Regions from separate parts of the Homo sapiens genome. Here region 1 is linked to region 2. A link is a loop called in an ENCODE intact Hi-C map of the cell type or tissue named here. Cell type or tissue: prostate gland. All regions are shown on one strand.

The links. Peaks named below come from ENCODE experiments on the same cell type or tissue, not always from the same donor. Only the 100,000 strongest peaks of a DNase experiment are listed, where the experiment ranks them.
Region 1: it touches region 2 in a loop (5-fold over the local background); 51 of 110 quality-filtered maps call a loop at or near these places.

The regions. Positions count from the first base shown.
Region 1 is chr22:29,355,888-29,363,887 of GRCh38, forward strand. It overlaps AP1B1 (adaptor related protein complex 1 subunit beta 1), which reads right to left. Exons shown (of 23, transcript NM_001127.4): 3 at 7,114-7,219; 4 at 3,937-4,072; 5 at 2,839-3,084; 6 at 539-729. Among named protein-coding and RNA genes, the nearest start is that of SNORD125, 27 kb to the left of the region's middle. In prostate gland, a CTCF peak has its summit at 3,792 (motif pointing left); DNase peaks (open chromatin) are centred at 3,794 and 5,829; H3K27ac peaks cover 5,440 bases.
Region 2 is chr22:29,302,941-29,310,940 of GRCh38, forward strand. GAS2L1 (growth arrest specific 2 like 1) reads left to right here and starts at 3,710. Exons shown (of 6, transcript NM_001362985.3): 1 at 3,710-4,213; 2 at 5,147-5,798; 3 at 7,499-7,606; 4 at 7,698-7,794; 5 at 7,887-8,000. The coding sequence starts at 5,166. RefSeq lists enhancers at 9-509, 2,717-3,462, 3,067-3,116, 3,463-4,206 and silencers at 3,877-4,146, 4,167-4,216, 4,307-4,446. In prostate gland, CTCF peaks have their summits at 3,383 (motif pointing right) and 4,073 (motif pointing left); DNase peaks (open chromatin) are centred at 3,391, 3,712, 4,061, 7,773 and 1 weaker place; H3K4me3 peaks cover 2,726 bases; H3K27ac peaks cover 4,666 bases.

The DNA.
Region 1 (8,000 bases), 53 kb after region 2:
ACTGGCATGTAGTACATACTGTATAGATGGCAACTCCTCACTTCCTCCGACTTGGAGGGTATCTTGTTGGTTAAGACCATGAGTCAGGTGAGCCCCAGCCAGGGGACCTGCACTATTCCCTCCACCTCTCTAAGCTGGAGCTCCCTCATCTGGAAAGTGGGGGATGATGATAAAAGTTGCATTAAAGACTCTAAAGTGTGGAAAGCACCCGGCAGAGCCCCAGACACCCAGTGAGAATTCAATGAGCAGTGGCTCTGGCGCTACCCACCTATTGAACTCAAAAGAGGTGCCCTGGGCTTCTGCCAGCTCCAAGGCCAGGCCATGCGTATGCCCATAGCTGCCCAAGGCAACTCTCCTGTCTACCTGGCTCTGGAGAGGTGGGAAGCAGGCAGGCCTCCCTTTAGGTGTGTCTGAGGGTGGGTTATGGGGCAAAGCACTAGAAAGGGGCCCACTAAGGCCCAAGGCCCAGTGCCTGGTTGGAGCCCCTGAGGACCAGGGTCCTCAAGCTGGGCTGGCAAGCAACGGGCAGCCCGCTCACCTCTGGGCCTCGCGGTCGTCCTTGGGCATATAGTTGGCGAGGCAGTCCAGGATGAAGATCTGGCCCCACTCGGTGCACTCATTGAGGGCTGTCAGCAGCTTGTTGATGGACTGTGGGTTCAGATCGAGCAGGTTGCTGCTGGGGTGAGACTCGGCAATTTCTGAGAGCGCTGCCACTGCATTGGCCACCACCTGGTTGAGAGGGTGGGAGGGGCAGAGGCTGGGGGTGCTGCTCACAGGCCAGGGGGCAGTGCATTAATGATGCTGGCTGGTCAGAGGTCAAATATCCTGAAAGGAATATGACCCAATGGGCAGGGTCTGGAGCTGCAACGAGACCCACTCCAAGCACTCACCCTGCTGACTCCTCTGCAAACTGGAACAAAACAAGTGTGCCTGCCATTTAGAAAAACAAGAAAGACCTAGCTCCAAGGGCTTAGCCACAGAAAGCATTCTCAGCTTCCTAACACAGCAGCGCCTGTCTACCAGCAACAGCACCTCACTTCAATGCTTGTCAGCTGTGCTTCTCAGAGCTAGGGGATTCCTGCAGAGCTCCTCGAGGCTACTGGGAGTGGATGGGGGCTTGCCAGGTGAAGCTCCAGGCCCTCAATCCATTTCCACTAGGAAGGTGTTTTTTTTTGTTTTTTGTTTTTTTTTTTTGAGATGGAGTTGTGCTCTGTCGCCCAGGTTGCAGTGCAGTGGTGTGATCTCAGCTCACTGCAACCTCCACCTCTTGGGTTCAAGTGATTCTCATGCCTCAGCCTCCCGAGTAGCTGGGACTGATTACAGGCATGCACCACCACACTCAGCTGATTTTTGTATTTTTAGTAGAGATGGGGTTTCGCCATGTTGGCCAGGCTAGTCTCAGACTCCTGACCTCAGGTGATCCTCCCACCTCAACCTCCCAAAGTGCTAGGATTATAGGCGTGAGCCACTGCACATAGCTTGTTTTTGTTGTTTTTGAGATTGAGTCTCACTGTGTTGCCCAGTCTGGAGTGTAGTGGTGCAATCTTGGCTTACTGCAACCTCTGCCTCCTGGGCTCAAGCAATCCTCCTGCCTCAGCCTCCCAGGTAGCTGAGATTACAGGCACGCACCACCATGCCCAGCTAATTTTTATATTTTTAGTAGAGACAGGGTTTCACTATGTTGGCCAGGCTGGTCTTGAATTCCTGACCTCAGGTGATCCACCCGCCTCAGCCTCCCAAATAGCTGGGATTACAGGCATGTAATCCTGTATGAGCCACTGCGCGCGGCCTCAGGCAGCTGTTTTTTTTTTTTTTTTTGAGACGGAGTCTAGCTCTGTCGCCAGGCTGGAGTACAGTGACGCAGTCTTAGCTCACTGCAACCTCCGACTTCCTGGGTACAAGTGATTCTCCTGCTTCAGCCTCCTGAGTAGCTGGGATTACAGGCACATGCCACCACACCCGGCTAATTTTTGTATTTTGAGTAGAGATGGGGTTTCACCATGTTGGCCAGGATGGTCTCAATCTCCTGACCTCGTAATCCACCCACCTCAGCCTCCCAAAGTGCTGGGATTACAGGCGTGAGCCACTGCACCCGGCCCAGGCAGCTGTTTTTAAGGGTGTTCTGCATTGTTTCCAACTTTTCTCTGTGAACCATCCAGTGCTCCAGTACCCATCCCTGTACTGGCCGCTCAGTACTGTGTATGGCAGTTGCTCAGTGTTTCTGCTCAGAGTGGGGAATGGCTGGGTTTGTGCATTCATTTTAAACAGGCCCTGCCAAACTGCCCTCCAAACTGCTGCCACCATTGTGGGTAAGGGGACTGTGGGGTTCCACATCCAGCTACATCCTGATGTCCTGTCTTCCAGGCTATGCTACTTCAAGGGTGACCCTCTACAACCCAACAAAGATGGGGGAAGGGAAAAGCACCACACATGCAGCATATTGGCTTGGTGAGAAGACAGCAACAATAACAGTGACTAGAAGGGGAAGGAGGGCACTAGTATTGATGGTGCACCGTTACCAGGCCATCCCAGGCACGTCACCTTCACAGCACTCCTGCCAGCCACGTAGAATGAGATCCATCTCACTGATGAAGAAAAGAGAGCCTAGGCAGCTTGCCCCAGGTTGCGCAGCTAGTCAGAGGGTGAGGAGAAGGGAATCTAGGTCTAGCTCCCTCCAGAGAGGGTGCCTGAACCACCAAAAGGCACAAGAACAACTGGCACCCCCAGCCAGGCTCCGACTTCTAGGTACTCAGGACTGCCTGGTGAAGAGTCAAGCCAATGTCTTCCCAAGCAACCCAGGAGGTGGTGGAGGTAGCACGGTGGGTGGCAGTGGCTTACCATGGGGTTAGAGTCGGAGATGAGGTCTTTAAGGGTGTCCAGGAAGCCCTGGTCCTCCACCAGCTGGGCGTTGATGTCGTGGAGCTTGGCCACGCACACAGCTGCTGTCTTGCGCACATATGGATCCTCGTCCTTCAGGCACTTCCGGAGTGGCTCGCACAGGTACTCTGTGATCTTGTCAACGCGGATGCAGCCCATGGTCCGCACTGCCAGGGCTCGGATGAGGGGGTTGGGGTCCTCACAGTCCTGGGGGGAACCAGCCATCGGCCAGGGCAGGGGTGGGATGAGCCATCTGTGGCTTCATATTCTCCCTGGCCTGCAGCTCTGAGCCCTGCTAGGCTGAGCGACATCAGATGGCTGCTGTGGATCTTCACCAACTACAGCCAACAACAGCAAAAGTAAATGCTATATAACCAGCACCCATGCCAGCTCTGCACACCATCTCCTCTGATCCTCACAGTAGAAATACAATACGGGTCCCATTTTATAGATGATGAAACTGAGGCTCTCAGAAAGGCTAGGAGCTCATCTGAAGCCACAGAGCAGAGCCGTGATTCAAACCCACATCCACCTAGCATCACAGCCCTCGGTCTTTCCACTGGGCCACAGAAGCCTCATTTCCCCATATCCGAGCACGGACAGGACTCAGGGGAGCTAAGGTTCTAAAGGTATACAAATTCAGAGGTACTGAACATTAGGAGAAAATAAAATTAAAATATAGGTGCACAGAGCTGACAATTTAATCTGAAGGACAGAAAATGGAGAAAGCAGCAGTCTGTAAGGGCAACAGAGAAGCTCTCGGGCACCTGCTGATTCCTGCCCTAGCAAAGCATGCAGGGCAGGGTCCAATCAGGGCAGTGAGGGGATCAACAGGCCTGGCAGGACCTCACACAGGATGAGTTACGCAGGGTCCTTAGCATCTGATTTTCTGGAGAGTGGGAGCCCTCTGCTGGAGGAAGAGGCCTGCAGGCTGGGCGGGCGCGGGCAGTCTGAAGGTCTGGACTCCATCCAGTGCCACAGGGCCCCGCCCCAAAGAGACTGAGGGGAGACAGAGCCTTAAGCACCCAATGTCCCCACGCCCACCAAGCGTCTGCTCACCTTCACAAAGGTGTTGACGGCCATAATGGCCATGTCAGGCTGACTCTTGGCGTAATTCATCAAGTAGAGGTATACTAGCTTCTTCAGCTCCAGGTTGTCCGTCTGCATGCAGTTGACCACATCGGGGAAGAGGGCACTGGAAGGTCAAAATGGTGTCAGCATGGGAAAGGCTGAACAAAGGAAGAGGAAGATTTTCAGGCTGCTAACTAGTGGGTGAGAGGACAGTGGGTAGGAGAGAAAGGAGAGACACACTGGACTTCCTGGTAAAAGGGAGGGTTTCAGGTCTGCTGTTAACAATCAACACCTATTGATAGAAAGGGAATCCCAAAGGGTAATTTTAAAAGCAGGAAAGTCCTTGATTCTTTTCATATAGTTCAAACATGAGTTCTGGAGCCCATCAAACCCACCACTGCCTCTTGCTAGCTATATGACATTGGAGAAATTCCTTTGTCACCTGCCCCCTCGCCCTGAGTCTCAATTTTCTAACTTCCAAGAAAGACGCAACAGAAACTCACTTCACAGGGCCTTTATGATAACTGAATGAGACAACATACTTAGGTATCTGGTCCTTGATATCTGGGAGATGCTGAGTAAATGAAAATGATCCTTTCTCCCTCTCTGATACTTAATGTGGCCCCTTACATTGGGCTGCTGGTTCTGGAGGGTCGCAGGGAAGCAGGATGGCTCATGCTGCTTTCTCCACAAGCTCTGGCACCCGGTAAGAACCAGCACAGCATGCATGGAGCACACACCATACACCAGGCTTGGTGCTAAGAGCTTTACATGCTTGATCTCATTTAACTGCCCTCAGAAGTCAGGGGATGATCCCCATTTCAGAGAACACTGAGGTTCATAAATGTCAAATAACCTGCCTGGAGGAATCAGGTCTGAGAACAAGGTCCGTGCTCATGACCACTGGGTGGAACCCTTCTCAACATGGTACCCGTGGTCCCAGAGTCACAGGCCTTCTTAAGATGTGAAATTTGGTTAGAGATCAATTTTCTATCTCTGAAATCATCATATCCCCTCTCAATTCTTATGTGTTTATAGGAAAGGACGTGTCAACATAGAGACTTAGGAGGTCAAAGTGAACTTCCTGATCCCCAACAGGCAGGAGTCCTGCCAAAGCCAAAATTTATGTGTCACCTTGGAAGATGATGCACCAGGAAGAATGGGGAGGAGGGAGGAGGAAAAACTGCTGATGAGGCCGACTCGCTCTTTGGGGCTTATCATATCAGCAAAGCCAGCTCTTTTGAGATGGAAGAACAAAGATGTTTCTCCTCTGTGAGGAGGTGACAGTGGTGTGCTGGGTGAAGGAGAGCAGCTTTGTCCTGGAAGGAATCTGACTTGGAAGGAGGCCCAGTTGTCCAGCAGGTACCTGTTTCCTTTCTGCTCTGGCTTCCAAAGGGCTCTCTGCAGAGCCCCTTCCCGGAGCTGCTGGCAGGAGGTCCTTTGCTTGGGGGGCGATCCATGGGGACGTCTGGAGCAGTGGGAGCCTATCTTGGGACCTGGATGGGAGCTGCTCCACCTCAGCACCCGGGTTATGAGGCACAGGGCTGGGCACCACGAGGGCATGGGTGAAAGTGGCCTGGATTTGGATTTCAGAAGAACTGGGCTTGAGTCCTAGTTCTGCCATAAACCATGTGACTCTTAGGCAGTCACTTTATGTTTTTATTTCTTTGGCAGTAAAACTGTCATTACCTACAATATGGGAATTGTAAGGAACTACTGAGAAAACAAATCTCAAAATGTTCTGTGCAGACTCTCAAATACTGTGCAAATATCAAGCTGTTTTAAAATCCAGTCTCTGCCTTTGAGATTTTACAATCTGGTGAGCAGGTAAACACAAGTACACATAACAAGAGAACAGTTTCCATTTAGTGCTGGGTGATGGGAACAGACAGCAAATGCTTTGAGTTTGAGGTAGTGGGCTGGGGTGATCAGGGAAGGAAACACAGGGAAGGCAGACCTTGAATGTTTTTTTTTTTTGAGATGGAGTCTTGCTCTGTTGCCCAGGCTGGAGTGCAGTGGCGTGATCTTGGCTCACTGCAGCCTCTGCCTCCCAGGTTCCAGCAATTCTCTGCCTCAGCCTCCCAAGTAGCTGGGATTACAGGTGCCCACCACCACGCTTGGCTAATTTTTGTATTTTTAGTAGAGACGGGGTTTCACCATGTTGGCCAGGCTGGTCTTGAACTCCTGACCTCGTGATCCACCCGCCTCGGCCTCCCAAAGTGCTAGGATTACAGGTGTGAGCCACCACATCCGGCCTCGAATGGGTTTTTAAAGATGGGAAGACAAGCTGGGTCACTGGGCGCTCCCACAGGGGAAGCATGAGCCAAGGTGCGGCAGCCGCTCTACACACAACCGGCTTTAGCCATCAGGTGCGACAGAGGCTGCACACCGGTGACAAATTAGAGAAATCCAATCTGCACGTGTGTTTTACTTGCACCACACAGTGTTTGTTTAATATCATCTGGCCACTTAAGACAGGGAGATTTAAAATGAAAAATCCAGATTTCCCATTCTTCTTTTTTTTTTTTTGAGACTGAGTCTCGCTCTGTCACCTGGGCTGGACTGCAGTGGCACAATCTCAGCTGAATGCACCCTGTGTCTCCCAGGTTCAAGCAATTCTCCTGCCTCAGCCTCCCGAGTAGCTGAGACTACAGGCATGCGCCACCATGCCCGGCTACTTTTTGTATTTTTAGTAGAGACAGGATATCACCATATTGGCCAGGCTGGTGTCGAACTCCTGACCTCGAGATCCGCCCGCCTGGGCCTCCCCAAGTGCTAGGATTACAGGCGTGAGCCACCGCGCCTGGCCCAGATTTCCCATTCTTTTAAAAACCAGAAGACCTGGCCACACTGGGTCCTCTTCCCCAGCCAGTACTGATCCTCTGGAGTTTCTGAGAGGGTTCATGCCACACCCACTCCATTGCCTGCTGCCTTTCCCACCTACTCCAGTTAACTCACTCCATAACCACCTGACCTGTCAGTGTCTGGGCTCATGATTCCTGTGTAAACAAAACCTTCTATTGGGAAGAAAGTTTTATGAAGGGAGCTGTATGAGGGGAGACATGGGTCCCTAGACACCCTAAAGGAGAGACTGAAGTGGACCCAAGCTATAAACCCTCCCCTGTCAGCCAGCTTCTAGCTGCCACCAGGCCTACTCCTGCACACCTGACATCTTTGCCCACGGTCATCGATGCAATCACTTTCTTCACTGCCTCCTTCTTCTTCTCCTTCTTGTCACTGTTGAGCTCTGCCTTCAGCTCGAAGATCTCCCCTAAGGAAAGGAGGCAAGCATGAGTGATCCCTCCCTACCCTGGCAGGGGACAATTCCCAGTATCTAACTTCCAAAAGAACCGGAGGGAGGCACGTAAGACATCCTATGCTGTTGGCTGAGGGAAGCTTCAGGCGCCTGGCCTCAGGTGGGCCAGGCAACAGTGAGGGATGACTGTTAGGACAGGAATTAACAAGATGGAAACTTGTAGGCCGGGTGCAGTCGCTCATACCTGTAATCCCAGCACTTTAAAATGCTGAGGATTGGCCAGCACAGTGGCTCATGCCTGTAATCCCAGCACTTTGGGAGTCCGAGGCAGGCGGATCACGAGGTCAGAAGATCAAGACCATCCTGGCCAACATAGTGAAACCTTGTCTCTATTAAAATACAAAAAATTAGCCGGGCATAGTGGCGCGTGCCTGTAATCCCAGCTACTCGGGAGGCTGAGGCAGGGGAATTGCTTGAATCCGGGAGGTGGAGGTTGCAGTGAGGCAAGATGGCGCCACTGCACTCCAGCCTGGCGACAGGGCCAAGACTCCATCTCAAAAAAAAAAAAAGAGGCTGAGGATTACTTGAGCTCAGGAGTTTGAGATCAGCCTGGGTAACATAGTGAGACCTCGTTTCTACAAAATAATTTTTTTTAATTAGCCGGGTGTGGTGGCATGTGCCTGCCGTGCCAGCTACTCTGGAGGCTGAGGCTGAAGAATCGTTTGAGCCCAGAGATCGAGGTTGCCGTGAGCCATGACACCACTACACTCCAGCCTGGGGGACACAAAGTGAGATC
Region 2 (8,000 bases):
GGGCGCAGGGCCGGCAGTGAGGACAGTGTGATGCAGGCAGGTTGGAAAGAGCCCACTTGGGTTTTCCAGTTTTGCGTCTCTCTTGTGAAGGGCACTGGAGGCAGCTCAGGGTCACCTGTCCCACAGCCAGAGCAGGAGCTGACCAGCAGGTGTCCTTGGAGCTGAGCCCACACCTGGACACAGCAGCCGGAAGCCTCCTGCGAGTCCCTCACTTAGCCTGGGCTGTGCTCAGAGCCTCAGTCCAGACTGGAGAATTTGGAGTTCTAATCCAACCAGTGCCAGAGCTTCCTGGAGCTGCCCGGTAGCAGGGATGTAGGCCACAATGAGAGTTTTGCCACAGCCATCATCTGACCTCTAGCTGCAACCAAGGCCAAGCAGGCTGCTGGCTGGCACCCAGCAGTGGGCGCAAGAAACTGGCTATGTGCCCTCTGGCCAAAGGCCAGAAGGAGCCCACATGGGAGCCACAGCATTCTGTGCATAGAGGTGGGTGGCCTCAAGGGTCCGTGCAGATGGGCTCAGGGTCTCTATAGCCCAAACCTCCTGTCCCTCCAGCAGTTTCTGTGGTTTCTCTTGGTCCTGCAAGGAACAAGGGAGACCATGTAGAGGCTGAGGCTTTCCCAGAGGTGGCCCCACAGGCCCTGGGCCACCACACGACAGAGGGGGTCAAAGCTACGGTCTACCATGCCCTGGGCCAGGGGTCTGACCCCCCAGTGAGGTCTGCATCATAGCAGCTACATGTCCTAGAATCAGGTGGGAGGCTGTGGTCTAGAACAGGCCTCTTATCACAAGCCACAGCTCATGGGAGAGAAGGAGGAAGGAATCTCGTGTGTGTGTGTGTGTGTGTGTGTGTGTGTGTGTGTGTGTGTGTGTGACGGAGTCTCGCTCTGTCGCCCAGACTGGAGTGCAGTGGCGCAATCTCTGATCTCTGCTCACTGCAAGCTCCGCCTCTCGGGCTCACGCCATTCTCCTGCCTCAGCCTCCAGAGTAGCTGGGACTACAGGCACCCGCCACCACACCCAGAGAATTTTTTGTATTTTTAGTGGAGACGGGGTTTCACCGTGTTAACCAGGATGGTCTCGATCTCCCGACCTCATGATCCACCCGCCTCGGCCTCCCAAAGTGCCGGGATTACAGGCGTGAGCTACTGCGCCCAGCAGAAGGAATTTCTTTATAATCCCTCCTCCCCAGAGAAGTGGATATGCTGAGCCAGGCCACACTGAGCTGGGTAGTGGCATTATTTTTCACAACCCCATGATGTAACTACTACTACTGTCCCATTCTGCAGATGGTGCCACTGAGGCTCAGGGAGCTTCACCATCCCACCCAATGACCAATGACAGAGCCTGGGTTCCGTCCAACTTCACCCATGTCCAAAACCCCAAAATGCAGCAAGGTAGGTATAAGCAGGAGTCAAATTCCTGCACAGCTGCTGGCTACACATATCCCATGCCTTCTCTGGGCCTCAGTTTCCCCAAATTGTAAAATGAGAACACCTAAGAGTATCATAGCTCATCGGGGTATTTTGAAGATGAAACTGTTAAATGTCCACACCCTGATTCACCCCCACCCCAAACCTGCAACCCTCCTCCACCTCCAGCAGCCCTTCCCTCCCCAGGTGTTAGCACCTCCGCCCTCCCAGTGCTCAGCCCTGGGAGTTGTCCTGGATTCCGTCCTCACACTCAACCAATCCACCAGCACATCAGCTCTCCCCTCACAATATGGCCAGAATCCAGCGCCCTCTCACCACCTGGTTTCCTCTGAGGCTCCAGCTCCTGCCCTGGCCCACCACAGCAGCCCCAGGGAATGTTTTTTTTTTTTTGAGACGGAGTCTCGCTCTGTCGCCCAGGCTGGAGTGCAGTGGCACGATCTGGGCTCACTGCAAGCTCCGCCTCCCAGGTTCACACCATTCTCCTTCTCCTGCCTCAGCCTGCCAAGTAGCTGGGACTACAGGTGCCCGCCACCACGCCTGGCTAATTTTTTTGTATTTTTTTAGTAGAGACAGGGTTTCACCATGTTAGCCAGGATGGTCTCGATTTCCCGATCTCGTGATCCGCACGCCTCGGCCTCTCAAAGTGCTGGGATTACAGGCGTGAGCCGCCGCGCCCGGCCGGGAATGTTAAGACCTAAGCCAACCACCCCTGCTCTAAATCACTGCATGGCTCCCATGTCCCTCAAAAGAGACACGGCCCCCAAGGCCCTGCTTAACCGGCCCTGGGGTCTCTCTAATCTCTCTACCTCCTCCCTCACCCACCTCCCTGCACTCCAGCCTCAGCCACCTCCCCAGTCTTCTTGAGCACGCCGGACACATGCCCACCATGGGGCCTTTGCACTGGCCGTTCCCTCTCCCTCTCCAGATATCCCCGACCTTCCTCCCTCACTTCCTTTCCTGATGAGGGATTTTAAATTGCAGCCCCCTCACACCCACACCCTCACCCGGCTCCATCCCTGTCTTCTCTGCACCTCATCCCTGTCTCTGCCCTGGGGCTGCCTCCCTGCCAGACTTGGACAACAGGCCCTGAGAGCTGGCTCTGCTTGGTTCCCTGCTGTTTTGCTGTTGATTTCCAGTGCCCAAAGAGACCCAGCACACAGTAGGTGCCACGCAGGTGTCAGCCTTGAGGATTGCTAGTTACTGCCTTCCTCACTGGAGGAAGTGCCATGGGGGGCGCTGAGGTGAGAAAACGCCTTTGAAAAGGTCACACAGGCCAGGCAAGTGGCTCACACCTGTAATCCCAGCCCTTTGGGAGGTGGAGGCGGGCAGATCACCTTAGGTCAGGAGTTCGAGACCAACCTGGCCAACATGGTGAACTTGTCTCTACTAAAAATACAAAAAGCCGGGCGTGGTGGCAGGTATCAGTAATCCCAGCTACTCGGGAGGCTGAGGCAGGAGAATCGCTTGAACCCCGGAGGTAGAGGTTGCAATGAGCCCAGATCCAGCCACTGTACTCCAGCCTGAGCGACAGAGCGAGACAAAAAAAAAAAAAAAAAAAAAAAGGAAGAAAATAAAAAAGAAAAGGTCACAAGGACTCTCTGGGATGCCTGTGAATGCCTGGCACCAAGAGGCCTGGCTCACAGGTGCTCAACCAATGCTGCTGATCCGTGGATGAGGGCGTCCCCATAATCGTCATGTTCAAATCCTGGCTCCACCAGCTGCTCTCCTGACTGTGCCCCAGTTGGGCATGAGTGTCCTTCACAGAGGTGACACACCAGTTCATTCAGGTCAAGGGCGCAGAGCAGTCCTGGCAGCACACAGTAGGAGATTTATTGGAGCTCTGAGCCTGGCTGTGGTTGGCGGCTTCCCTGCAGGCCTGCCCCACCCGTGTAGCATGGCTGCCGCCCAGACCCGCCCGACGTCCCGCCCAGCCCAGCCGGCAGCAGCAGGGGGCAGGATTTCCCGCTGATCCCGGCGGTCCGTCCTCTGCAGTTTAAAAAGAGCCCAGCGGGGCTTAACCCTCCCGCGTCCGGCCGGCCTCCGATGCCCCCCGTCCCCTGTTCTGTGCGGAACTCCGGCTTTGGCCATCTGCCTACTTCTCTGAGCTTCAGTATCCTCATCTGTAAAACCGGTTCCCCTCATTTCAGGGTCAAAAATGAGCATTCAGTGAGCACAAGGAGCCCTCAGTCGCCAGGGGCATCCTCCCCCTCCCCGCGGCGGTGCCGTTTATCTGGCCAGGGGAGGTCCACCCGGGAGGAGGTGACTTTGCAGCCTCCAGCCGCTATCGCTTCCTGCCTTCATCTTGGGAACAGGCCGTGCTGTGCGCCAGCCCGGGGAGCCCACCGTCTGGGGAGGGGGGCGATTAAAAGGTCCCAACCTCCTCCCCAGGAGACCAAAGAGGTTGGACGGGGCCCCGGGTACTAGGCTGGGTGGGGGTTGGGCGCCTGGGCCGGTCGCAGTTGTCTGGGGGCCCTGGGGCTCTCTGCGTCGAGAGCGCTCGAAGACCCGGGATTCCTGGCCCGATCGCGGGCGGGGGGAGACCCCAGCTCCACCCCAGCTCCCGCCGGCTCGGGGAAGGGGCGGCCCCTTTAAGAGCGCGCGGCCCCGCCCGCCCCCTCCGGGCAGGATCCGAATTCCAGGGAGGCGGGGCGGAGACGGCGGCGAGGAGGAGGCCGCGGCGCGGGACGCATAGAGCTGCGGCTCGGGCGGCGCCTCCCTGCGGCGGCCCGGCCCGGCTCCGGCCCCCGCTGGGGCAATGCTCCCCGGGGCCGCGGGATGAGCCAGGTGAGCGCGGAGACCCCCAGCACTCCCTGCCTGGTGCGCATGGACGGGGGTGGGGAGGCGGGGCGGGAAGCGGCGTCCTCGGCCTCTGTTCCCCGGGGCTGTGTGACCTTGGGCGGCCCCGCACCCTCTCTGGGCCCAGAGCCCCAGCACCGGCAGGGCCTGCGGAGGCCGCTCTGAGTCCTGGCCCCGCAGGCACCGGCCTGGAGCGCTGGGGAGGCTTCTTGGAGGAGGCGGGGCCTGGCCCTGGCCCCGGATCGCCGAGACCGGCCACGCTGCGCCGCCTGGACGCCGGGCTCCTCCACCCACAGCTCTGCGACCTTCACGAGCTCGACCCTTTCTGCGCCTCAGTTTCCTCATCTATAAAATGGAGATAATGCCTCCGCGCGCTGAGCCCGAGCGCGGTCGTGCTGTTACACTATTGCTGCTGCTATGTCGTTAATGACGGCACAGCCCTTATGGAAGGGGGGCCAAGGAAGGCACGGGGACCTTCCCGCAGGACATGGGGTGGGCACCAGCCCTAAGCCATGCACATAACCCACTCTGAGGTCAGGACCTGGGTTCCTTTCGTGTCCACTGGGGGCCTTAGCCGTTGTCTTCACTTCTCTAGGTCCCAGCCCTTCACAATGGGCGCGCCTCCCTGCCTGAGAGGGAGGCCCCAGCCAAGCCCCAGTTTCCACCGCAAAAAGCCACACAGCAAACACTTAATGGACCCTAAATTTATAAAAATTATCCCATAGAGTCCTATGAGGCAGGGAATGTTACTGTACCCATTTCGCAGATGAGGAAACTTGGGGCACCGACATTTCCCAGAGCCAACATGTAAACCAGGCATTTGGCCTGAGTGACAGACTGGTGCAGGTGGCCAGCAGCTTAATTTGTACTGAGCGCTTACTGGGTCCCCACAGCGATCCTGAACTGTGTTCCTGCCCACAGTGACTCGGCCGGTCCGGGCATGGCAGACCCAGTGGCGGGCATCGCGGGCTCGGCGGCCAAGAGCGTGCGGCCATTTCGCTCCAGTGAGGCCTACGTGGAGGCCATGAAGGAGGACCTGGCCGAGTGGCTCAATGCCTTGTACGGCCTGGGTCTCCCGGGTGGTGGCGATGGCTTCCTGACAGGGCTGGCCACGGGCACGACCCTGTGCCAACATGCCAACGCCGTGACCGAGGCTGCCCGTGCATTGGCAGCCGCCCGCCCGGCCCGAGGTGTGGCCTTCCAGGCGCACAGTGTAGTGCCTGGCTCCTTCATGGCGCGCGACAACGTGGCCACCTTCATCGGCTGGTGCCGCGTGGAGCTGGGTGTGCCGGAGGTGCTCATGTTTGAGACTGAGGACCTGGTGCTGCGCAAGAACGAGAAGAGCGTGGTGCTGTGCCTGCTGGAGGTGGCGCGGCGTGGGGCACGCCTGGGCCTGCTGGCCCCACGCCTCGTGCAGTTTGAGCAGGAGATTGAGCGGGAGCTGCGTGCTGCACCCCCAGCCCCCAACGCCCCTGCCGCTGGGGAGGACACCACTGAAACCGCCCCCGCACCAGGGACTCCTGCCCGCGGCCCCCGCATGACACCCAGCGACCTGCGCAACCTCGACGAGCTGGTGAGTCCCCCAGCACCAGGTGCCAGGGACCCGACAGCACAGCCAGTGCCTGCAATCTGTCCCTGAACCTCCCAGGGTCCACCCTGCTATCTGCAGAACAGTCTGCCCCACAAAAAGAGTGCACATGTTGAGCACCAAACCGAGGAATGTATACCTGACCCCAAGGAAATGGGTAGCCCACAGAGAGGGAGGTGCCGGGGAGATGACGCAGCCCAGCCGGGCCTGGGACAGGATGCGGGCTCCTGGCACGATCTTCCCTCACTTTGTGTGCTAACTGTGCCTCAACTGAGCTTGTGCATTCCTTCTTCTGGGGGGCCGCATGATCGGGGCGCCTCCTCTGTGCCCTCCCTGCAGTCAGTCTTAGGCAGATGTACCCACAACCTCATGGAGGCTCGAGGTTGAGCGGGTGCTGTGATGCTCGGTTGAGACGAGGCATGGAAAAACCTGGGCAAGGTGCCTGGCACACAGTAGGTGCCCCAGGGGGCTCTGCAGGTCTCCCCACTCCCCAGGCACCCCTGGGAAGCCTAGCTGGGTTGCTGCTGTTGCTGGGAGCAGGGATCCTGTTTGGAATTACAGGATTCGTTCTACTCTAAGCATAGGCGTTGCTGGGCCCTGCCCCCAAGTCTCTCCTCTCCCAGGATCTGGGTGGCCCCTGCCACCCCTGAGGGCTGGACCAAGAGTTTCCTTCTTATCAGAAGGTCAGGACTACAATGTGCCTGCCTGGGAGGCAGATAGCGGATGGCAGTGGGCAGAGCCTGGGGCCCCACCCCCTGTCCTGGACCAGGGTCACTCAAGGCCCCACCTGCTTATTTCCTCTGGCGGCACCACTGCCGCTGTGGGCGGGGAGGCGGGCAGGGCTGCCCACATAGCCAGCTTGGCAGCGCTCTGGCTCTGGTGGGGGGCTGTATGTGGTGCGTGCTCACCCGGCCAGTGGTCTGTGTGTGCATGTGTCCGATGTGTCTGTGGTACGCCTCCACATCAGTGCCCACCCAGGGGCATGGGGCCCCCTGCACCTGTGTCCTGTAGCCTGCCTGGCCTTCCTGTGGGCCCCAGCCTTCTTGTCTGAGAAGTGGGTGAAGCGGGAGTGAGGACGGGCTCTGGGCCTTCCCCAGGTCTAGGGGCTGTGGGATGTTCGTCACCGGGTCTCAGACCATGGCCTGACCACAGTCCCATCATCTCATCCTGGGCAGCTCCCTGGACCCAGAGAGCCAAGAAAGGGGAGCCGGTGAAAGGTCATGTGTGGGCCGGGCGTGGTGGCTCGCACCTGTAATCCAGCAATTTGGGAGGCCGAGGCGGGTGGAACTCCTGAGCCTGACCAACATGGAGAAACCCCATCTCTACTAAAAATACAAAATTAGCCGGGAGTGGTGGTGCATGCCTGTAATCCCAGCCACTCAGGAGGCTGAGGCAGGAGAATTGCTTGAACCTGGAAGGCGGAGGTTGCGGTGAGACGAGATCGTGCTATTGCACTCCAGCCTGGGCAACAAGAGCAAAACTCCAACTCAAAAAAAAAAAAAAATAAAAAAAAATAAAAAAAATAAAAGAAAGGTCACGTGTGGAAGCTGTACCCCATCCGGGGCAACACTGCCTCCATCCACTTACCCGGAAAGCCTGACTTCCTCCTGACCCTGGAATGGCTGACATTAAGCCCCAGGAGGAGGACTTGACCTCTGACCCCTACCCTCTCTCTCTGGCCTCAGGTGAGGGAGATTCTGGGCCGCTGCACCTGCCCTGACCAGTTTCCCATGATCAAGGTCTCAGAGGGGAAGTACCGTGTGGGGGACTCGAGCCTGCTCATCTTTGTGCGGGTAAGGGCCTGGGGCCGCCCCAGCGGGCAGCAGCCAAGGTGGTGGGCTGCGGGGCGCCCGGGGCACAGCCGTGACCTGCCCACACCTGCAGGTGCTGAGGAGCCACGTGATGGTGCGAGTGGGTGGTGGCTGGGACACGCTGGAGCATTACCTGGACAAGCACGACCCGTGCCGCTGCTCCTCCACTGGTCAGTGCCAGGGTGGGGCTGGGGCTGGACGGGCAGGGGACTTGCTTCTGTGGCTCTGTCCCTCACATGCTGCCTGTCCTCTCTCCCCGCAGCTCATCGCCCACCCCAGCCGAGGGTCTGCACCTTTTCTCCACAGAGGGTGTCGCCCACCACCAGTCCCCGCCCTGCTAGCCCAGTCCCTGGGAGTGAGCGCCGGGGCTCCCGGC